Regions from separate parts of the Homo sapiens genome. Here region 2 is linked to region 1. A link is an interaction called in ENCODE POLR2A ChIA-PET data of the cell type or tissue named here. Cell type or tissue: A673. All regions are shown on one strand. Each heading gives the region's core, and the rest is flanking DNA. Links, peaks and the distances in the headings are about the cores only.

Region 1 (11,447 bases), core at 1,964-9,963:
AGTTGGAGTGCTAGCCTGCCCTCACTGTGCGCATGGCCTTGATTGGGGAAGTGGCTTCACCACGCAGAGATGTTTAGCATCAGGTGGCCACACAGCAGCACTATTTGTTCACCTCCTTCCCCTCCCCCTTGCTTCCAGAAAGCAACGGAACAAGCAGGGGGTCTTTGGGCCCTTGAGGCTCGTTAGACCTGGGTCAGGGGGACCTGGAGTCCCTTCAAACCTCCCATCCCTAGGCCAGGCACAGTGGCTTGCGCCTGTAATCCCAGCACTTTGGGAGGCCAAGGCACGTGGATCGCTTGAGGCCAGGAGTTTGAGACTAGTCCGGCCAACATGGTGAAACCTCATCTCTACCAAAAATACAAAAATCAGCCAGGAGTGGTGGTGGGCACCTGTAATCCCAGCTACTTGGGAGGCTGAGGCACGAGAATAATTTGAACCTGGGAGGCGGAGGTTGCAGTGAGCAGAAATCACGCCACTGCCCTCCAGCCTGGGTGATAGAGCGAGACTCTCTCAAAAAGAAAAAAAAAGAGAACCTCCCATGCTGTCGTGACATCAGGGCCACATTCTTTGGCAGATAGAGAATAAGGAGGCCGGCTGGGAACAGTGGCTCCCGCCTGTAATCCTAACACTTTGGAAAGCTGAGCGGGGAGGATCACTTGAGCCCAGGAGTTTGAGACCAGCCTGGGTAACACAGTGAGACCCCATCTTCTACAAATAATAATAAAAAAATTAGCTGGGCATGGTGATGCGCACCTGTAGTCCCAACCATGTGGGAAGTTGTGGCAGGAAAATCCCTTGAGCCTGGGAGGTCAAGGCTGCAGTGAGCTGAGATCGTGCCACTGCACTCCAGCCTGGGCGACAGAGTGAGACCCCATTTCAAGAAGAAAAAAAAAAAGAGAGAGAGAGAAAAAAAAAAAAAACACAAGGAGGTGGAGGGCAAGAAGAAAAGCAGCAGCAGCTCGGGGGAGAAAGGCCACATTTCAAGCTCTTGCATCTCCAGGGGGAACACAACTGTAGCCACCAAATGGAGGAATAATTAAAGCTATTTATCTCGGCAAACCTGGGGCGGGGGAGTAGCTGGTAGCTGTAGAAGCCGTTGTCCAAATGGTACGTCTTGTATTAAATCGCCTCCTGCTGCCAAAGACAACATGGGCTCTTCACCTTCCAGAGGAAAATATTCCCGATCAAAGGAGGAGAGTTAGGTAAAAAGAGGGAGACACCCCGACCCCCCGTGGCCAACTCCCATCCCACAGGCACGGAAAAAAAAACACGCTTTCTGAAGCCCACTCAGCTGGCATCTCTGCTCAGCCTGCTCTGCCCGGACCACATGCAGGCACAGAGGACCTGGCGGTGAACCAGAGAGCCACCCCCGGCCCTCCCATGCTGGGAGTCCACAGTGGGAGGCAGACAGCACCCAGCAGGGCAGTGAGGAGACGGACAACAGGAACTGGCAGTAAGCGCTGAGAGGAGGGAAAGCACGGAAGCTGATGCATGCGGACCAGGCCCAATTCAGATTCCAGGCAGACTCGGGAGGAGGCGACACCTGAGCCAGGCCCCACTGCCCTGGCAGAGGTGACCTTGTTTCCAAACTGGGAACCAGAAGCTTCCCCCCATTCCTGTGTGGCTTGGCACCCATGTGCCCAAGAGGCGGCAGAGATGACCCTAGGGTCACCCAGCAGGGAGATGGCTGAAAGGATGGGCTTTGGCATCAAGGAGGACTTAGGTTTATCAAGGAGGGACTGGGTTCAGGGCCGAACCCACTGTTCTCCAGCCCTGGCCTTGGCTTCCTCATCTGTTCAACCACCACCCTGACACATCCCAAAGGGTGAGGTGACATAACCCACGTGGAGGGCCTGACAGCCCGGCCCCAGGGCACCATCCTGGAACTTCACTAGGTCAGAGCCCACATGCAGCAGAGTCTGGCAGGGCTTGGATCCCCCGAACTAGCACCTGCCTTCACCCCTGGCCTCAGGAGCCCCATCTATAAAATGGGCACAATGACAGGGGGCGGTGGCTCACGCCTGTAATCTCAGCCCTTTGGGAGGCCAAGGCAGGCGGGTCACAAGGTCAGGAGATCGAGACCATCCTGGCTAACACGGTGAAAACCTATCTCTACTAAAAATAAAAAAAATTAGCCGGGCGTGGTAGCGGGTGCCTGTAGTCCCAGCTACTCAGGAGGCTGAGGCAGGAGAATCACTTGAAGCCAGGAGGTGGAGGTTGCAGTGAGCCGAGATCGCACCACTGCACTCCAACCTGGGGGAGAGAGTAAGACTCTGTCTCAAAATGAAATAAAATAGGCACAGTGGGGGCAGTGGCTCACGCCTGTAATCCCAGCACTATGGGAGGCCGAAGCAGGTGGATCATGTGAGGTCAGGAGCTCGAGACCAGCCTGGCCAACATGGTGAAACCCCGTCTCTACTCAAAATATAAAATTAGCCAGGCATGGTGGTACATGCCTGTAATCCCAGCAACTCGGGAGGCTAAGGCAGGAGAATCACTTGAACCTGGGAGGCAGAGGTTGCATTCCACTCCAACCTGGGCAAAAAGAGCAAAGCTCCATCTGAAAAAAATAAAAATAAAAATAAATAAATAAAATGGGCAGGGCCGGGAGTGTTGGCTCACGCCTGTAATCCCACCACTTTGGGAGGCTGAGGCGGGTGGATCACCTGAGGTCAGGAGTTTGAGACCAGCCTGGCCAACATGGTGAAACCCCATCTTTACCGAAAAATACAAAAAATTAGCCAGACATGGTGGCGGGCACCTGTAATCCCAGCTACTCAAGAGGCTGAGGCAGCAGAATCACTTCAACCCAGGAGGCAGAGGTTGCAGTGAGCAGAAATCGTGCCATAGCACTCCAGCCTGGGCAACAAGAGCAAAACCCTGCCTCAAAAAATAAAATAATATAAATAAAATAGGCACAAAATGGGGATGAAAACCCCTCCCTGCAGTGAGGATTCCTAGGTAATGGAGGGAGCTGGAGGTGTTAAGTACTTCATAAACAAGAGCAGCTGCTGTTACCATCATCAGCAACAGATCAATGCCAGCCTCGGAAGAGAATCCCAAACCCCAGAACCCTAACCCGGCCTGGCCTCCCTCTCCTGCCGTAACCTGAGTCGGATCCTCCGATGTCGTCCTCGGAGAAGCTCTGGAGCAGCTGTTCCACTGTGCTGCCCAGCCCCGGGTATCTGAGGACCATGAGGTCACCCTGGGCTCCTCTGGCGCAGCCCTGGCCTCTGGGCGAATCCCAACCCCACTCCAGCACCGGAGCTGGGTGTCCAGGAGCCCTGCAGCCATGGCCCTGAACGGGCACTTCCCCAGCACATCAGAACTATGTCTGAGCAACTGATCAAAAACTTCCGGCCCAGAAATCCCTTTGCAGGGCCTTATGTATGCTACAAGCTCTACTTGCAGAGATACACCTGGATCTGAATGCCCCCAAAGCAGAAAACCTAAATATCCATCAATTAATCAAAGAATGAATAAATGAAGATGTGGCAAATTAAAAGAGATCAATTTCCATCGGTACACACTGACATGTTAAATGATCGAGCCACAACGTAAGGCACAGAGTGGTGTAAAACCTACGCACCACAGGTGTACAGATGGGCGGGGAAGGGACAGAGGGAGGAGGGGCAGTGCACACTGCATTCATGGGGCTTGTCTGGAAACACAATAAAGTGACTTCAGTGCTGCCTCCGGGAAGCAAGTCATACTTTTCAATCCGCACCCTCCTTTGCCATTGTGTGAACGTGCATAACTTGAAGCCCAGCAGGTTGGAGGAGAGATTTATGCGTGCGCGCTTGTATGTGCCTGAGAAACCACAGGTCACGGGCAGTGCGGAGAGAAGGAGAGACTGACTTTTCATGTTACACCCTCCTGAGTGGCTTGAATTTCTCCCTTGTACATGAAAGATAGCCAGACAAAAGGCAATGGCGAAGGCTGGGGGCGGGAGGGCCGGCGTCTACGCAAGTTATCTGGGCCCCTCCCTAGAGTGGGCAGGCCGGACTGGGGACCACCCCCCCAACATCCTTTTGGACCCTGCTGGCTGGGGGAGGGGAGTGGGAACAGGCCCTGAGCCTCTTCTGTGACCCAGCTGGAGGCTGGCGGACAGCCCTGCTTTCCTCAGCTTGGAATCTCCCAGAACAAGCCCTGCACCCACCCCACGGCCCTCAGTGGGTGTGATGGACGTGGGGCAGTCAGCCCAAGGGCATCGGGGCTCCCTGACCTGCATTCCAGCAAGGGAGGCCTCCCAAACGAGCCAGGTGCAGTAAGATCCAGGTTTGAACCTGAGCTCTGCCACCTGCAAGCAAGGGACCATCACCTCCCGACACCTCAGCTTTAGTGTCTAGAAAAATAAAATAACACATGGTTCACTGTGTAGCCATGAGGACGAACCCACCCATGCCCGGCCCAAGACCCACGGGCACACAGTAGTGTGGCATTGGCACAAAACACCAGTCTTGGTTCCTGTGTCCCCACAGTGCTCCGGCTCAAGGCAAAGGGTCGAGAGAAGGAGCCACCGAGAGAGTTCTGGACACAAGGCCATATTGGGCCCAGAACAAGTGTCTGGCCCTGTCCCCCAGGTGGCCACCCCTGGGACCCAACCCATCTGGCACGTGGCTGACAGAGAATCAGCTTCACACACTGCTTGGGAACACTGACTCAGTTTTGGTCTCCCTCTGTCACCCAGGCTGGAGTGCAATGGCCCGCCCAGTCATAGCACACTGCAGCCTCGACCTCCTGTGCTCAAGAAGCAATCCTCCCACCTCCGCCTCCTAAGGAGCTGGGACTTCAGGAAGGATAGAGCTATACCAAGAAAAAAAAAAAAAAAAAAAAAAAAATATATATATATATATATATATGTGTGTGTGTATATGTGTGTGTGTATATGCATGTGTATATATGTGTCTATATATTCATGTGTATATATGTGTGTGTATATATGTGTGTATATATGTATATACGTATACACATATATACGTATATACATATACATATATATATGTAAATAAAACAAAGTAGCTGGGACCACAGGTATGTACCACCACACAAAACTAATTTTTAGGCTAGGCGCGGTGGGGTGGCTCACACCTGTAATCCCAGCACTTTGGGAGGCCGAGGCAGGTGGATCACCCGAGGTCAGGAGTTTGAAACCAGTCTGGCCAACATGGTAAAACCCCATCTCTACTAAAAATACAAAAATTAGCCAGGTGTAGTGGTGGGCGCCTGTAATCCCAGCTACTTGGGAGGCTAAGACAGGAGAATCACTTGAACCCGGGAGGCGGAGGTTGCAGTGAGCCAAGATCGCGCCACTGCACTCCAGCCTGGACAACAAGAGCGAAACTCTGTCTCAAAAAAAAAAAAAAACAAACAAAACAAAAAACAAAAAAACCACCTAATTTTTATATTTTTTGTAGAGACAGGGTCTCCCTATGTTGCCCAGGCTGGTCTCAAACTCCTGGGCTCAAGCAATCCACCTGCCTCAGCCACCTGAGTACCTGGGACCCCAGGCTTGCATGCACCACCATGGAAGGCTAATTTTTTATTTTTCTGTAGAGATGGGGTCTTGCTATGTTGCCCACGCTGGTCTCAAACTCCCAGCCTTAGGCGATCCTCCCGCCTCAACATTTACATCCCACCTGTAAAGTTTAAGCTTTACAGGTTACAGGTTAGCTTTTCAGGCCATTTATGGCCCCTCCAAAAGCCGACCACCAGAGTTAGTATAAAGCTGTTCCCTGGGGAGGGGATTGGATGGGGGGCTTCATTCCATGGGCAAGGTTTCCTTAAAATGAGGGTGGGAAGTGCACAGGTGTTGGCTGCATTCGTCTTCATTCCTTCAAAAATATTTCATGAGAAAAAACAGCCACCTCTTCTGCTGGCCCAAAAGGCCAGGGTCCACGGTTGGATCCGGGCTTGGAAATGCATTGGCAACTCACAAAGTCAAAGTGTTGAATCTACTTCAGGAGTCCCCAAGAATGTAGGATTACAGAAGGTAATAAACAATTCTGGGCCAGGCATGGTAGCTCACGCCTGTAATCCCAGCACTTTGGGAGGCTGAGGCAGGCGGATCACCTGAGGCCAGGAGTTCGAGACCAGCCTGGCCAACTTGGAGAAACCCCGTCTCTACTAAAAATACAAAAAAAAAAAAAAAAAAATTAGCCGGGCATGGTGGTGAACACCTGTAATCCCAGCTACTTGGGAGGCTGAGGCAGAAGAATCCTTTGAACTGGGGAGGCGGAGGTTGCAGTGAGCCGAGATTGCACCATTGCACTCCAGCCTGGGTGACAAAGGGAGACTCTGTCTCAAAAAAAAAAAAAAAAATTCTCAAATTGCGCAGTGACAGGACACTGGGTGGTGTATGGGCAGGGCTGAGAGGCAGCCACCTACGGAACAGAGGTGTCTGTGGGTGTCCTGTTGGCATCTCAGGTAGGCCAAGGCCTCCATGGTGCCCCCAAGCACTACTTGGGGCAGCTGCCCTTTCCCCCTGCCCCAGACTGCCAGGTCAGATCTCAGGAGACAGAGCACTCAATGCGTGCCCCATCTAGGTGGGCTCTGGAGAAAGCCCCCTGAACTGAGGACACCCAAACCTCATAAATCACTGTGAAGCTTCTTCAGTCAGAGGCCTGGGGGGCACTCAGTAGGGGGCTCCCTCTAAGGTCTGGTCCCTAAGCTCCACCTTCAAGGGTCGACAGCTTCCCCTGTAGTCCTGACCTGTGGGTGACAGTCTGCTCAGTTGTGGGGTGTGCGAAGGGCAACCCCAAGAATAGAAGGCCAAGACAAAGAGCTTGGCTTTTCTGAAAAAGAGACGGGGCACCCCCTTCACTGGGAGCTATTACATGCAAATGTCTCCTGCATCCATGCTAATCAGCTGCCACCGCCTGGGGCTTTGTGCACTACAAAAGAGACAGCAGATGTGAGCTGGGGTTCCACAGCCCCAGAAAGCGCGGGAGCTTAGTGGATAATTATGAAAAGCATGGGGTTGTGGAGGGTAGGGGGTGGGGGCGCGGTGCAAAGCCACAAAACCGGCCTGCACCAGCCCCCTCGCTCCACATGCTGTCTGCTGGGCCAGCTCGCCCAGTCTTTCTTCTCCCGCGGGCCAAGACTTTGAAGCTGTGATTTATGGAGCCCCAGGAAGCACTCTTAGGTGTTGGCTGTGCAGGGCCTCGGTTAGTGCTCAAACCACCCTCCAGGTCGACCTTAGTCCTATTTTTAAGAGGGGAAACCAAGCAACAGAGCGATGACAGTCTCCAGGTGGCTCAGCTGGGGACCCAGAAGCTGGTCCAAAGACAGCCAAATTCCATCCCAGCCTCCAGAGAGCCAGCTGGGAGGTACTGGGGGCCACGCTCAGGGGACCCCAGGTTCTACCTGTGCTCTGGGCCTGGGCAATGCCAGGCCAGGCTAGTTGACCCCTGAGCCTCACCACTACAAGGAGGCAATCAAGCCTGCTTCCTGGTGCTAAAGAGGGTCTGTCACATTGTGACACATGGCAGGAGCTGGGCTGCAGCTCTCTATGGGGACTAGGCCAGCAGGAGGCCCTTTGCAGAGGAGACACCCACAGTGGCCTGGAAGGTCGGGCTGAATGAGGCGTGTCATGGAGCGGCAAGAAGACCCCAGGCTGCTGAGGGGGATCATCTCCCAGAGCGACTGGGACCCTCCACACCCTGGCTCTCATTGCCAAGGACAGAGAGCTCAGTGCAGCAAGCTGGGCTGGGGCCTGCCTTCAGGCTGGCAAAAGGGCCTCACCCAGAGGAGGGGAGTACAGGGGGGCGCTCCAGAGAGGCTGGAGCGGAGGCAGCCTCCAATGGAGGAAATCGAAGTTGGGTCAGGGAGAAGCTGCCCTGGGGCTGAGGCCCACTTGAAGTCCCTGCCTAGTGCACCTCTTGAAAGAGTCTGAGTCAGAGCATGCTGGCACATGCCTGTAATCCCAGTGCTTTGGGAGGCCAAGGCAGAGAGATGGCTTGGGACCACGAGTTTGAGACCAGCCTGGGTGACAAAGCAAGACCCTGCTTCTACAAAAAGTAAAACATTTAAAAAAAAATAAAGAATAAGGAAAGGTTTTGACCATCAGCCAGAGACACAGGATGTCCTGGGCCACAAAGCTGCAGGAAGGCCCTCTGCCAGGTCCCAGGGCGCTCCAGGAGCCCTTCTGGCCCCACCAAGGCTCAGAGAACAGTATGTTTGGGTTAGGAAGGCCGCCTTCCGCCCCAGGACCTGCAGGCTGCTTCGCCAGATGTGATTCCAGATGTGGCACAGGCGAAGGGGGCAGACACTACTGATGCCACAAAGAAATCAGGCACACGGCAGGAACCAGGGGAGACGGGACCCTGGCTTTGGCGAGCTCTGGAAGAGGTCGCTATGGCCAACACGGTGACACAGGACAAGGACCAGGAGCAGCAGGGGTAAGCCTTGGGCAGGCACTTCCTCCATGGCCTTGCACTGCCCTGTGGAGGAGTCAGAGAGTGGGAAAAGTGGCAGGAGGGGCTGCAGGGCTGATGGCCAAGTGAACGGATCAGGGCCAAACCTGGGTTCACATCCCAACTCTGCCACCAAAGTTTTAGTGCCTCAGTTTCCTCTTATACAAATTAGGGAGTGAGCTGGGCATGGTGGTGCCCCCCTGCAGTCCCAGCTCCTCAGGACACCGAGGCAGGAGGCCCAGCTCCTCGGGACACCGAGGCAGGAGGCCCAGCTCCTCAGAATGCTGAGGCAGGAGGCCCAGCTACTTGAGAGGCTGAGGCAAGAGGATCATTTGAAGCCAGGAGTTTGAGACCAGCGTGGGCAAAATATTGAGACCCCATTTTTTTTTTTTGAGATGGAATCTCATTCTATCATCCAGGCTGGAGTGCAGTGGAGCGACCTCGGCTTGCTGCAACTCCTGCTGCCCAGGTTCAAGTGATTCTCCTGCCTCAGCCTCCAGAGTAACTGAGATTACAGGTGCCTGCCACTGCACCCGGCTAAATTTTTTTTGTATTTTTTAGTAGGGATGGGGTTTCACCATCTTGGCCAGGCTGGTCTTGAACTCCTGACCTTGTGATCCACCTGCCTCAGCCTCCCAAAGTGCTGGGATTACAGGCGTGAGCCACCGCACCCAGCCCCCATCTCTAAAAAAGAAAAAAAAAGATAAAAGATAAAAATGAGGGAGGGGGCGGGGCATGGTGACTCACGCCTGTAATCCCAGCACTTTGGGTGGTCGAGGTGGGAGGACTGCATGAGCCCAGGAGTTGGAGAGCATCCTAGGCAACATGGTTGAGACCCCGTCTCTACAAGAAATACAAAAATTAGGCCGGGCACGGTGGCTCACGCCTGTAATCCCAGCTACAGGCTGGGAGGCTGAGGCGGGTGGATCACCTGAGGTCAGGAGTTCGAAACCAGCCTGACCAACATGGAGAAAACCCGTCTCTACTAAAAATACACAATTAGCCGGGCGTGGTGGCGCATGCCCGTAATCCCAGCTACTGGGGAGGCTGAGGCAGGACAATCACTTGAACCCAGGAGGTGGAGGTTGTGGTGAGCTGAGATCACACCATCGCACTCCAGCCTGGGCAACAAGAGTGAAACTCCATTTCAAAAAAAAAAAAAAAAAGAAAGAAAGAAAGAAAAAAATTAGCCAGGTGTGGGGCCACCTGCCGTCCCAGCTACTCGGGAGGCTGAGGCAGGAGCATGAACTGAACCTGGGAGGTTGAGGTTGCAATGAGCTGTGTTCACACCGCTGCACTCCCTGTCTCAAAAAAAAAAAAAAAAAAAAAAAAAATGAGGGAGTGAGCTGTGGCTGCTGTGGCTCCCTGTGGGGGGCTGTCCTGATAGCGAGACTTGGAGTGTGTGAGCGGGAGTAAGAGCCAGGCATCCCATCATCCTGCATCTAGGGGCTCCAGGGCTCAAAGGCAGAGCCAGGCTCCTGCAGAGGGTCCCTCAAGGGCACAGGATGGAAATCTGGAAGCTCCAGCCTATCTTCGCCTTCCCGTCCTGTTCAAGGAAGAATGCAGCAAATTCTCTGGAATGTCCCTCCCTCAGTCTGCAAGAGGCACCCCAGTCTTTGATTATTTATTCACATGCCCCCTGCCCGGGATGGTTAACAAGAGCATCCCTCTTTCACGAGAGCACTGATTGGCCAGGGGCCTTTCTGCAGTCCTCGCCAGGAGTAGCACCCATGCCCACACCGCTGGGCAGGTTTTCTATACATAAAACCACTACGCTTGCACATGTGTAACACATCCGGCAAAAATGAACCCCAGCTCCGAGAACACAATTAGCGGGAGAAAGACCTGCCAACGACATAAAGGAAAACAGCTCAGACCCACGCCTGCCAAGGCTAATGAATCGCTTTAAAGAGACAGACAAAAAGGAAGAATAAAAGGGGGTTCTCCTGGCAGGGGTGGGGGGGCACAGAGCCCCCCAAACCCAGTCTGGACCTGTTTACAAGAATGCCCCGCCTGGCAGCAGGGGACAAATGATGAGAGGAACAGACAGGGAAAGAGGGGCTGTCCCACTGAACAAACCTACCCAGAGGGGAACAAGTTCCATGTCTGGCTTTGGGTGGTGGTGACATGGGTGTCCATAATTGTCAAAAGCATCAAACAGAACTAAGGCCTGGGCATGTGTGTGTACTGACTAAACAACAATTAAAATAAATAAGCGGCCAGGCATGATGGCTCACGTCTGTAATCCCAGCACTTTGGGAGGCCAAGGCTGGTGGATCACCTGAGGTCAGGAGTTTGAGACCAACCTGGCCAACATGGGTGAAACCCCGTCTCTACTAAAAATCCAAAAATTAGGCAGGCGTGGTGGCACGTGTCTATGATCCCAGCTACTCGGGAGGCTGAGGGAGGAGAATCGCTTGAACCCGGGAGGCGGAGGTTGCAGTGAGCTGAGATCACGCTACTGCACTCCAGCCTGGGGGACAGAGCAAGACTCAGTCTCAAAAAAAAATAATAAAATAAAGAAGCGATGCAGAGAATCAACACCAGAGGAGACACAGGAGGGGCCTAGAATCTCCAGACCCAACTCCTTCAGCCCTGGGTTAGGCCTGGTCTCCATTTCCTTCATGTAACTGCTTTTTGGGGAACAAAGGCAAGCACAGGGGGAGGGGGGGCAACTGGGGACTCCAGATTCTTCAACCAAAAGTCAGAGCTGTGTAGTGTCAAAGTGGCAGGTTGGGCTGGGCACAGTGACTCAGGCCTGTAATCCTAGATCTTTGGGAGGCCAAGGAGGGGAGGACTGCTTATGTCCAGGAGTTTGAGACCGGCCTGGACAACATACTAGAGAGCCCATCTCTATGTCTTTTTGTTTTTTTTTTTTTTTGAGACGGAGTTTTGCTCTTGTTGACCAGGCTGGAGTGCAGTTGTGTGATCTGTGGTCACCACAACCTCCATCTCCTGGGTTCAAGAGATTCTCCTGCCTCAGCCTCCAGAGTAACTGGGATTACAGGCATGCGCCACCATGCCTGGATAATT
Region 2 (11,447 bases), core at 1,511-9,510, 53 kb before region 1:
TGGTGCAATCTTGGTTTACTGCAAGCTCCACCTCCTGGGTTCACGCCATTCTCCTGCCTCAGCCTCCTGAGTAGCTGGGACTACAGGCGCCTGCCACCACGCCTGGCTAATTTTTTGTATTTTTAGAAAAGACAGGGTTTCACCGTGTTAGCCAGGATGGTCTCAATCTCCTGACCTTGTGATCTGCCCGCCTCGGCCTCTGAAAGTGCTGGGATTGCAGGCATGAGCCACTGCGCCTGGCCTTTTTTTTTTTTTTTTTTTTTTTTTTTTTTTGATGTAGGGTCTCACTCTTTCACCCACACTGGAGTACAATGGTGTGATCTCGTCTCACCGCAACCTGTGCCTCCCAGGCTCCAGCGATTCTCCTGCCTCAGCCCCCAGAGTAACTGGGATTACAGGTGCCCACCACCACGCCTGGCTAATTTTTGTATTTTTAGTAGAGACAAGGTGTCACCATGTTGACCAGGCTGGTCTCGAACTCCTGACCTCAGGTGATCCTTATATCTATACCTCGGCCTTCCAAAGTGATGGGATTACAGGCATGAGCCACCAGGCCCGGCCAGTACTGGAATGTTAATGACATTTTTTTTTTCTTAATTTTCTTTTTTTCTTTTTTGGGATGGAGTCTCATTCTGTTACCCAGGCTGGAGTGCAGTGGCTCACTGCAACCACTGTGTCTCAGGTTCAAGTGGTTCTCCTGCCTCGGCCTCCAAGTAGGTGGGATTATTTGGTGCCCCCCACCATACCCGGCTAATTTTTGTATTTTCAGTAGAGACAGGGTTTTGCCATGTTGGCCAGGTTGATGTCAAACTCCTGACCTCAGGTGATCCGCCTGCCTCAGCCTGCCAAAGTGCTGGGATTAGAGGCGTGAGGCACTGTGCCCAGCCTTTTTTCTTAATTTTCTTGTAGAGAGGGGTCTCATTATGCTGTCCAGGCTGGTCTCAAATTCCTCAGCTTAAGTGATCCTCCTGCCTCAGACTCTCAAAGTGCTGAGATTACAGGCCTGAGCCACCGTGTCTGGCCAAATATTTTAATTTCTGATTATGAAGATTTTTGTTTGTTTGATCTGATAGCAAACCAGGTTGTGTAGTCTACCCTCCTGCTGCGAACTAAAAGAGCTATTCCAGGAATTTTAATGTTGGCATTATAGGCATTTTGGCTTAGTTACTTCTTGGTTGAGGGGGATTTCCTGTACATGGTAGAATGTTTAGCAGCTCATTAGTCCCAGTAACACCCCTCCTCCAGTTCTGACAACTAGAAATGTCTCCAGATATTGTGAAATATTTCCAGGGAGGTCAAAATTTCCCCTGCTTGAGAACCAGTGGACAAAACAAAACATTTAATTTAATTGATTTTTCTTTGTGTGTGTGTGTGTGTGTCTGTGTGTGTGTGTTTGAGACGGAGTCTCGCTCTGTCACCCAGGCTGGAGTGCAATGGCGGATCTTGGCTCACTGCAAGCTCTGCCTCCCGGGTTCACACCATTCTCCTGCCTCAGCCTCCCGAGTAGCTGGGACTACAGGCACCCGCCACCATGCCCGGCTAATTTTTTGTATTTTTAGTAGAGATGGGGTTTCACCGTGTTAGCCAGGATGGTCTCGATCTCCTGACCTCGTGATCAGCCCGCCTTGGCCTCCCAAAGTGCTGGGATTACAGGTGTGAGCCACCGTGCCCGGAGTTGTTTTTTTTTTTTTTTTTGAGACAGAGATTTGCTCTGTCACCTAGGTTGGACTGTAGTGGCACAATCTTGACTCACTGCAACCTCCGTCTCCTGGGTTCAAGTGATTCTCCTGCCTCAGCCTCCCGAGTACCTGCGATTACAGGTGCCTGCCACCATGCCCGGCAAATTTTTTCTATTTTTAGTAGAGATGGGGTTTCACCATGTTGGCCAGGCTGGTCTCGAACTCCTGACCTCAAGTCATCTGCCCACCTCGGCCTCCCAAAATGCTGGAATTACATGTATGAGCCACGGCGCCTGGTCCATTTTTCTTTTTTCTTTTTCTTTGAGACGGAGACTCACTCTGTCACCCAGGCTGGAGTGCAGTGGCGCAATCTTGGCTCACTGGCACCTCTGCCTCCTAGGTTCCAGCGATTCTCCTGCCTCAGCCTCCTGGGTAGCTGGGACTAGAGAAGTGTGCACCATGCCCAGCTAATTTTGTATTTTTAGTAGAGACGGAGTTTCACCATGTTGGCCAGGCTGGTGTCGAACTCCTGACCTCAGGTGACCCACCCCCCCCCCCCACCCCTTGGCCTCCCAAAGTGCTGGGATTAGAGGCTTGAGCCACTGCACCCAGCCTTCACCTTAAAATATTTTTGGGCGAGCATGGTGGCTCACACCTGTATTCCCAGCATTTTGGGAGGCTGAGGCCAGTGGATCGCCTGAGGTCAGGAGTTTGAGACCAGCCTGGCCAATGCAGTGAAACCCTGTCTGTACTAAAAATGCAAAAATTAGCCGGGCGTGGTGGCGGGCACCTGTAATCCCAGCTACTCGGGAGACTGAGGCAGGAGAATCACTTGAACCCAGGAGACTGAGGTTGCAGTGAACCGAGATCACGCCACTGCACTCCAGCCTGGGCGACAGAGCGAGACTGTCTCAAACAAAAAAAAAGAAAGCATTTTTAAATAAGAAATATTTTCTTAACATCGCTTATCATTAGGGAAATGCAAATCAAGACCACAATGAGATACCACTTCACACCCAAACAAAACACAACAGAAAATAACAAGTATGGGTGAAGACATAGAGAACTCGGAGTGCTGTGCAGCATGATTGGTAAGAATGTAAAATGGTGCAACCTTTGTGGAAAGCAGCAGGGCGCAAATTGAAAAAGACAGAGGCAAATGGCCATTAGCTGATAGCAAACATCTGCATTAAAGGAGCTTTTTTTTTTTCTTTTTTGGAAGGTCTCCAAAAATGAAAAAAAAAGCTCACCACAGCCTCAACTTCTTGGGCTCAAATGGTTCTCCCGCCTCAGCCTCCTGAATAGCTGGGACCACAGGCATGCGCCACCACACCTAGCTAATTAAAAAAAATTTTTTTTGGTCTGGCACAGTGGCTTATGCCCATAATCCCAGCACTTTGGGAGGACAAGGCAGGCGGATCACCTGAGGTCAGGAGTTCGAGACCAGCCTGGTCTACATGGTGAAACCCCGTCTGTCTAAAAATACAAAAATTAGCCAGGTGTGGTGGTGTGTGCCTGTAATCCCAGCTATTCAGGAGGCTGAGGCAGGAGAATTGCTTGAACCCAGGAGGTGGAGGTTGCAGTGAGCTGATACCATGCCATTGCACTCCAGCCTGGGTGACAGAATGAGACTCTGTCTCAAAACGAAACAAAACAAAACAAACAAAACACTAGCCGGCCATGTTGGCACACGTCTGTAATCCCAGCTACTTTGGAGACTGAGACACAAGAATCGCTTGAATCCAGGGGGCAGAGGTTGCAGTGAGCTGAGATCACGCCACTGCTCTCCAGCCTGGGCGACAGAATGAGACTGTGTCTCAAAAAAAAGCAAAAAAAAAAAAAAAACCCAAAACACTAGCCAGGTATGGTGGCACACATCTGTAATCCCAGCTACTTGCGAGGCTGAGGCACAAGAATCGCTTGAATCCAGGAGGCAGAGGTTACAGTGAGCTGAGATCGCACCACTGCACTCCAGCATGGGCGACAGAGTGAGACCCCATTTCAAAAAAAAAAATATTTTTTTTTGTTTAGAGATAGGATCTCGCTCTCTGGCCCAGGAAGGTGTCAAAATCCTGGCCTCAAGTGGTCCTCTTGCCTTGGCCTCTGAAAGTGCTGGGATTACAGGCATGAGCCACAGCACCCAGCCTTGTTTTGTTTTACTAGCTATTCTCATGGGTGTGACATGTTATCTCTCCCTCTTTTTTTTTTCGAGATGGGGCCTCGCTCTGTCACCCAGGCTGGAGTGCAAGGGCGCGATCTCAGCTCACTGCAACCTCCACCTCCCAGGTTCAAGTGATTCTCCTGCCTCAGCCTCCCGAGTAGCTGGGACTACAGGCACGTGCCACCACGCCCAGCTAATTTTTTGTATTTTTAGTAGAGACAGGGTTTCACCGTGTTAGCCAGGATGGTCTTGATCTCCAGACCTCGTGATCCACCTGCCTCGGCCTCCCAAAGTGCTGGGATTACAGGCATGAACCACCACACCCAGCCTCTCCCTCTTTTTTTTTATTTTTATTTTTTTTTTGAGACAGAGTCTCACTGTTCAACTAGGCTGGAGTGCAGTGAGATGATCATGGCTCACTATGGAGTCAACCTGCGGGGCTCAGGTGATCCTCCACCTCAGCCTCCCAAGTAGCTGGGACTACAGGAGCACACTACCTCACTCAGGTAATTTTTTTTTTTTTAGAGGGAGTCTTGGTCTGTCACCCAGGCTGGAGTGCAGTGGCGCGATCTCAGTTCACGGCAACCTCTGCCTCCCAGGTTCAAGCGATTCTCCTGCCTCAGCCTCCGGAGTAACTGGGATTACAGACACCCACCACCATGCCTAACTTTTTGTATCTTTAGTAGAGATGGGGTTTCACCATGTTGGCCAGGCTGGTCTCGAACGCCTGACCTCATGATCTGCCCACCTCGGCCTCCCAAAGTGCTGGGATTACAGGTGCGAGCCACTGTGCCCTGGCTATATTTTATTTTAGTATTTATTTATTTATTTGTTTATTTATTTATTTATTTATTGAGAGGGAGTCTTGCTCTGTTGCCCAGGCTGGAGTTCAGTGGCATGATCTCAGCTCATTGCAACCTCTGCCTCCCAGGTTCAAGTGATTCTCTCACCTCAGCCTCCCCAGTATCTGGGACTACAGGCACATGCCAGCACATCTGGCTAATTTTTGTATTTTTAGTAGAGACAGGGTTTTTACTAAATTTTTCATATTTTTAGTAGAGATGGGGTCTCCCTATGTTGCCCAGGTCAGTCTCAAACTCATAGCTCAAGGGATCCATCCACATTAGCCTCCCAAAGTGCTGGGATTACAGGCATGAGGCACTGTGCCCCACCGTGACAGTTTACTTCATTGTGGTCATCCTCTTGATATTTTGAAAGCATTCAAACTCTACAGTGGCTTTTATATAATTAAACAACAATTTTAAAGAGATGGAGGTGTCACTATGTTGACCAGGCTGGTCTTAAACTCCTGGTCTCAAACTCCTCGTCTCAAGCAATCCTCCCATCTCAGCCTCCCAATGTGCTGGGATTACAGTGTGAGCCACCACGTCCAGCCTATAGTGGCTTTTGTAAAAACCCCTACAGAGTGAGGCCTATCATATTATTTCAAAAGCCTACACCCAATATCTAACTGTTCTCAGAAGAAATAGGGAGACTTTTCAGAGCATCACTACCTAAGCAAGGTCACAGATTGGAGCCCCAGCTGGGAGGAAACAGAGCTATCAACATTAGATGTGCCTCAACAAAGACCAGTGCAGTCCCTGCAGGGGATGATGAAAACTTTTCAAAGCCAGCTGTCCCACGAGTAAAGTTTAAACCAATCCACAGAGCACAGATCCTACACTGATAAGCAATAACACTACAGCAGAACTCAAGCAATGGAAAATCCTACAAGTTTTAGCATGAATAACATCCACAAGAGCTGGGTTATTAGAGCAGAGCACCTCTCCCTGGTTTTGATTCAAAGAACTTGCCAGAATTTAAATTAATTATTTTTTCATGTAATTATTTGCTGCAAGGCTGGGCACGGTGGCTCACGCCTGTAATCCCAGCACTTTGAGAGGCCGAGGCGGGCGGATCACAAGGTCAGGAGATTAAGACCATCCTGGCTAACACGGTGAAACCCCGTCTCTACTGAAAATACAAAAAAATTAGTCATGTTGGCCTGGCTGGTCTCGAACTCCTGACCTCAGGTGATCAGCCCGACTTGGCCTCCCAAAGTGCTGGGATTACAGGCGTGAGCCACTGTGCCCGGCCCCTGCATTTTATTTCAATGGAAGGATGTCTAACTTAATTTTCCCACAAATGGTTTCCAGATCATCTCTCATTCAGGGCAAACACCAGATCAGGCCTCTACAAGGAACGACAGATTAGTGCAGCTGGGAAATGGGTAACACCCACCTGATAGAGAAAGGGGGTTCTTGCTCCCTCTAGTGTTCACCACACACTACAGATGTCCTGCTGTTCCCCTGTAAGGCGACCAGTAATACCTACCATGTCAGCTTTGAAATAACCAAGATGTCACTAAGTAGATGGGTGAATAAACCAACTGGGGTCCATGCAGACAATGGAATATATTCCGTAAGATAATATATTACACTAGAAAAGAACTAGCTGCTCAGGAGGCTGAGGTTGGAGGATCACTTGGCCCAGGGGTTCGAGACAAAAGCCTGAGACCCCATCTCCATGAAAAAAAAAAAAAAATTAGCTGGGCCTGGTGGCACATGCCTGTAGTCCCAGCTACTCAGAAGGCTGAGGCAGGAGAATCGCTTGAACCCAGGAGGCGGAGGTTGCAGTGAGCCGAGATTGCGCCACTGCACTTCAGCCTGGTGACAGAGCTAGACTCCATCTCAAAGAAAAAAAAAAAAAAAATCTGCCGGGTGCGGTGGCTCACGCCTGTAATCTCAGCACTTTGGGAGGCCGAGACGGGCAGATCACGAGGTCAGGAGATGGAGACCGTCCTGGCTAACGCAGTGAAACCCCGTCTCTACTAAAAATACAAAAAAAAAATACAAAAAAAAAAAATTAGCTGGGCGTGTTTGCAGGCGCCTGTAGTCTCAGCTACTGGGGAGGCTGAAGCAGGAGAATGGCCTGAACCCGGGAGGCGGAGCTTGCAGTGAGCCGAGATCCTGCCACTGCCCTCCAGCTTGGGCGCCAGAGCGAGACTCCATCTCAAAAAAAAAAAAAAAAGCTCCATAGGTACCTACCCTGTGTTCACTTTATCTTATGGAAAGTGACCATTTACTGGGCGCCAGACGAATACATAATTGACTATCCCCCTACCTGCTCCTTTTCTGTAGGAATATGTGAATTACATATGGATACATTTGGGATACATTACATATATGGATTTTATTACACATGGACACATTACTCTCCCATTTGCCCTCCAGCCCACTTTTCCCCTTTAAATACTGAAGCCCTCAAAATAATTTTTGGAGAAAGACACAGATTATGAACTGTGTCCGTGATTCTATGTTTCGTTCTTTTTCTCTTTTTCTTTTCTTTCCTTCCTTTCCTTTCCTTTCCCTCCCTCCCTGCCCCACTCCTCCCTCTCTCCCTCCCTGCCTCCCTCTGTCTCTCTCTGTCTCTCTGTCTCTTTCTGTCCCTCTGTTGCCCAGGCTGGAGTGCAGTGGTGCACAGCGATTCTCCTGCCTCAGCCTCCTTAGTAGCTGGGATTACAGGTGCCCACGACCGCGCCCGGCTAATTTTTGTATTTTTAGTAGAGATGGGGTTTCACCATGTTGGCCAGGCTGGTCTCAAACTCCTGACCTCGGGTTATCTGCTCGCCTTGGCCTCCCAAAACGCTGGGATTACAGGTGTAAACTACTGCACCTGGCCCTGTGTTTATTTCTTCCAGGCATGTCCTAAACCTTGGCAAAATGAATTTCTAATTTGATGGAGACCTGTCTCAGATACTTCAGATACTATTCATTTTCAAATAATGAATAGCTATTCATAATCATCACTGTGGGCCAGGCATGGTGGCTCACACCTATAATCCCAGCACTTTGGGAGGCCGAGGCAGGCAGATCACGAGGTCAAGAGATCGAGACCATCCTGGCCAACATGCTGAAACTCCGTCTCTACTAAAAGTACAAAAATTAGCTGGGCATGGTGGCATGCACCTCTAGTTCCAGCTACTTGGGAGGCTGAGGCAGGAGAATCGCTTGAACTTGGGAGGTGGAGTTTGCAGTAAGCCAAGACTGCGCCACTACACTCCATCCTGGCAACAGAGCGAGGCTCCATCTCAAAAAAAAAAAAAAGAAAAAGAAAAAGAAATTGTCACTGTGGCCTGCCACAACATGGGAAAGGAACACAGCATCCTTGTGGCTGCCCTGAGGGAAACCTCAAAAGGCAAGTCAAGGATGTCTTCTGTAGATGGCTGTGAATTCCCCAGAAACTCCTTCTGGTAGGACATGATTGTGAACCAATGTTCTCTGAAAAGGAATTTGGAGGGAATAGATTGTATTCCAGTCAACAGTTTGCAAACTGAAGAGACACAGTATTTGGTGTAAAATGAAGGTGCATTCCAGAGAACAAAGGGAGGGTTCAGGTTTTTTTTTTTTTTTTTTTTTTTTTTTTTTTTTTTTTTTTTTTTTGTGAGACAGTCTGGCTCTGTCACCCTGGCTGGAGTGCAGTGGCGCAATCTGAGCTCACTGCAACCTCTGCCTCCTGGGTTGAAGCAATTCTCCTGCCTTAGCCTCCCGAGGGTTCAGGTATTATAGCAAAAATTCCAGCCCAGGTTCCCACTCAAGTCTGTTTATGCAAATCAGGGAGTCAAACTTGCCTAGTTTTTACTGGTTGACACATCTGAGTTCTGACTGATTGGTCCAGGAGACCTCTGAATGTCCAAAAGTTAAAACGGAGGCGTGAGTTTTGGGGCAACTCAGAATACATGTGTGACCTCTATTCAGCAAATGGTTGCTTGGGTGTACTTAAAATTGAAGCCCAGTCTGCCACTCCAGATCCATCTTGAAGGACTGGCTCTTTCAGGTTTTTATTTGTTCACCTGGTGAATCAGTAACAGGAAATGTGAAATGCCTGTGGCTCACCAGCTATAAATAAGATTGCAAGAACAAAAGAACTGGCTTCTTTGTACAGCTATTAATGAAACGATTGACCTGGGCACCCATCAGAAGTGATAAAATTGGGCCGGGCACAGTGGCTCATGCCTGTAATCCCAGCACTTTGGGAAGGTGAGGCGGGTGGATCACTTGAGGTCAGGAGTTTGAGACCAGCCTGACCAACATGGTGAAACCCTGTCTCTAATAAAAATACAAAAATTAGCCGGGCGTGGTGGCAGGTGCCTGTAATCCCAGCTACTCAGGAGGCTGAGGCAGGAGAATCACTTGAACTCGGCATGGGGAGGTTATACTGAGCTGAGATCACGCCACTGCACTCCAGCCTGGGCGACAGAGTGAGACTCTGTCTCAGAAAAAAAAAAAAAGTGGTTTTCTGCAACACATCAAAAGTGTATGCATAGGGGGCACTCTTCTAGGTTAAAAGAGACTTAAGAGGCCGGGCATGGTGTCTCAGGCCTGTAATCCCAGCACTTTGGGACGCCAAGGCGGGTGGATCACGAGGTCAGGAGATCAAGACCATCCTGCCTAACATGGTGAAACCCCATCTCTACTAAAAATACAAAAAAAAAAAAAATTAGCCGGGTGTGGTGGTGGGAGCCTGTAGTCCCAGCTATTCGGGAGGCTGAGGCAGGAGAATGGTGTGAACCTGGGAGGTGGAGGTTGCAGTGAGCCGAGATCGCACCACTGCACTCCAGCCTGGGCTACAGAGCAAGACTCTGTCTCAAAAAGAAAAAAAAAAGGACTTAAGGTTGGGCGCAGTGGCTCATGCCTGTAATCCCAGCATTTTGGAAGGCCGAGGAGGGAGGATCACCTGAGGTCAGGAGTTCAAGACCAGCCTGGCCAATGTGGCAAAACCTCATCTCTACTGAAAATACAAAAATTAGCCGGGTATGGTGGTGGGTGCCTGTAATCTCAGCTACTCAAAAGGCTGAGGCAGGGAGAATCACTTGAAGCCAGGAGGCGGAGGATGCAATGAGGTGAGATTGTGCCACTGTACTCCAGTCTGAACGACAGAGCGAGACTCCGTCTTAAAAAAGAGAGACTGAAAAATCACAACAACGAAATACAGTATGTGAACTTTGTTTGGATCATGAATCAAACAAACCAAGTGTAAAAGGACACTTTTGAGATCCTCAGGGAAATGTAATATCAGATGATACCAAATAATAATTGTGGACTTTGATAGGTGTGATAATGGTAGTGTCATGATATAAGAAAATGAAATTATAGGCCAGACGTGGTGGCTCACACCTGTAATCCAAACACTTTGGGGGGCCAAAGGGGGCAGATAACCTGAGGTCAGGAATTCGAGACCAGCCTGACCAATATGGTGAAACCTCTGTCTCTACTAAAAATACAAAAACTAGCTGGGCGTGGTGGCGTGCACCTGTAGTCCCAGCTACTCAGGAGACTGAGACAGGAGAATTGCTTGAACCTGGGAGGTTGCAGTGAGTCGAGATCATGCCACTGCACTCCAGCCTGGGCAACAGAGCGAGAATCTGTCTCAAAAAAAAAAAAAAAAAAAGGAAGAAAGAAAATGAAATTATAGGGGTAATATGACAGGATATCTGGGATTTGCTTTAAAATACTTCGGTTGTCAACGGTAAAGTTTGGGACCAAAAAAAAAAAACAAAGAACTTCTGTTGGCTGGGTGTGGTGGTTCACGTCTATAATCCCACCACTTTGAGAAGCTGAGGCAGGATCATTGCTTGAGGCCAGGAGTTCGAGATCAGCGTGGTCAACTGCAGCCTCAACTTCTCTAACTTAGGTGATCCTCCCACCTCAGCCTCCCAAGTAGCTGGGACTACAGGCACGCACCACCACATCTGGCTAGTTTTTGTATTTTTTTGTAGAGACAGAGTCTCACTGTGTTGCCCAGACTGGTCTTGAACTTCTAGGCTCAAGCAATCTGCCCCTCTCGGCCTCACAAAGTGCTGAGATTACAGGTGTGAGCCAGGGCACCCCCAGCCCATCTTACACATATTGACCGATGTCTCATGTCTCACTAAAATGTATAAAAGCAAACTATGCCCCAACCACCTTGGGTACATGTTCTCAGGATCTCCTGAGGGCTGTGTCCCAGGCCATTGGTTACTCATATTTGGCTCAGAATAAATCTCTTCAGATATTTTCGGAGTCTGGGCCAGGCGCGGTGGCTCACGCCTGTAATCCCAGTACTTTGGGAGGCCGAAGTGGGTGGATCAGCTGAGGTTGGGAGTTTGATAGCAGCCTCACCAACATGGAGAAACCCCGTCTCTACTAAAAATACAAAAAATTAGCCGGGCATGGTGGCTCATGCCTGTAATCCCAGCTACTTGGGAGGCTGAGGCAGGAGAATCGCTTGAACCCGGGAGGCAGAGGTTGCGGTGAGCCAAGATCGTGCCATTGCACTCCAGCCTGGGCAACAAGAGCAAAACTCCGTCTCAAAACAAAACAAAACAAAAAAAAAAACAAAAAAAGATTCAGAGTCTGACTCTTTTTGTGGACATAAGTAGGTAAAGGTGCAGGTTCCAGAGATGAAGGTGGCCCCTCCGTGGGGCCTCGACTTCTGCCATCATCTATCCAATTCCAAGGCACAGTAAACTGGTGCAAGTGGAAGCTGCACGACCTCCACTTGCTGCTGCCCGCGGACAAAAGGAACCTGCGTTGAGCCATTCCATGGGGGCTAAGTAAGGCAGGATG

What was found. Peaks named below come from ENCODE experiments on the same cell type or tissue, not always from the same donor. Only the 100,000 strongest peaks of a DNase experiment are listed, where the experiment ranks them.
Region 2: POLR2A ChIA-PET joins it to region 1 with 12 read pairs; 13 of 35 experiments call an interaction of 5 or more read pairs at or near these places.

What each region holds. Positions count from the first base shown.
Region 1 is chr19:10,884,190-10,895,636 of GRCh38, reverse strand. All of the region lies in intron 1 of CARM1 (coactivator associated arginine methyltransferase 1), which reads right to left. Among named protein-coding and RNA genes, the nearest start is that of CARM1, 18 kb to the right of the region's middle. RefSeq lists an enhancer at 829-1,630. In A673, for the core only: no CTCF peak of the experiment used is centred there; DNase peaks (open chromatin) are centred at 6,896 and 9,806; H3K27ac peaks cover 3,222 bases.
Region 2 is chr19:10,936,868-10,948,314 of GRCh38, reverse strand. No RefSeq gene overlaps it. Among named protein-coding and RNA genes, the nearest start is that of TIMM29, 14 kb to the right of the region's middle. RefSeq lists an enhancer at 10,481-10,980. In A673, for the core only: a CTCF peak has its summit at 6,124 (motif pointing left); DNase peaks (open chromatin) are centred at 2,844 and 6,084; H3K27ac peaks cover 564 bases.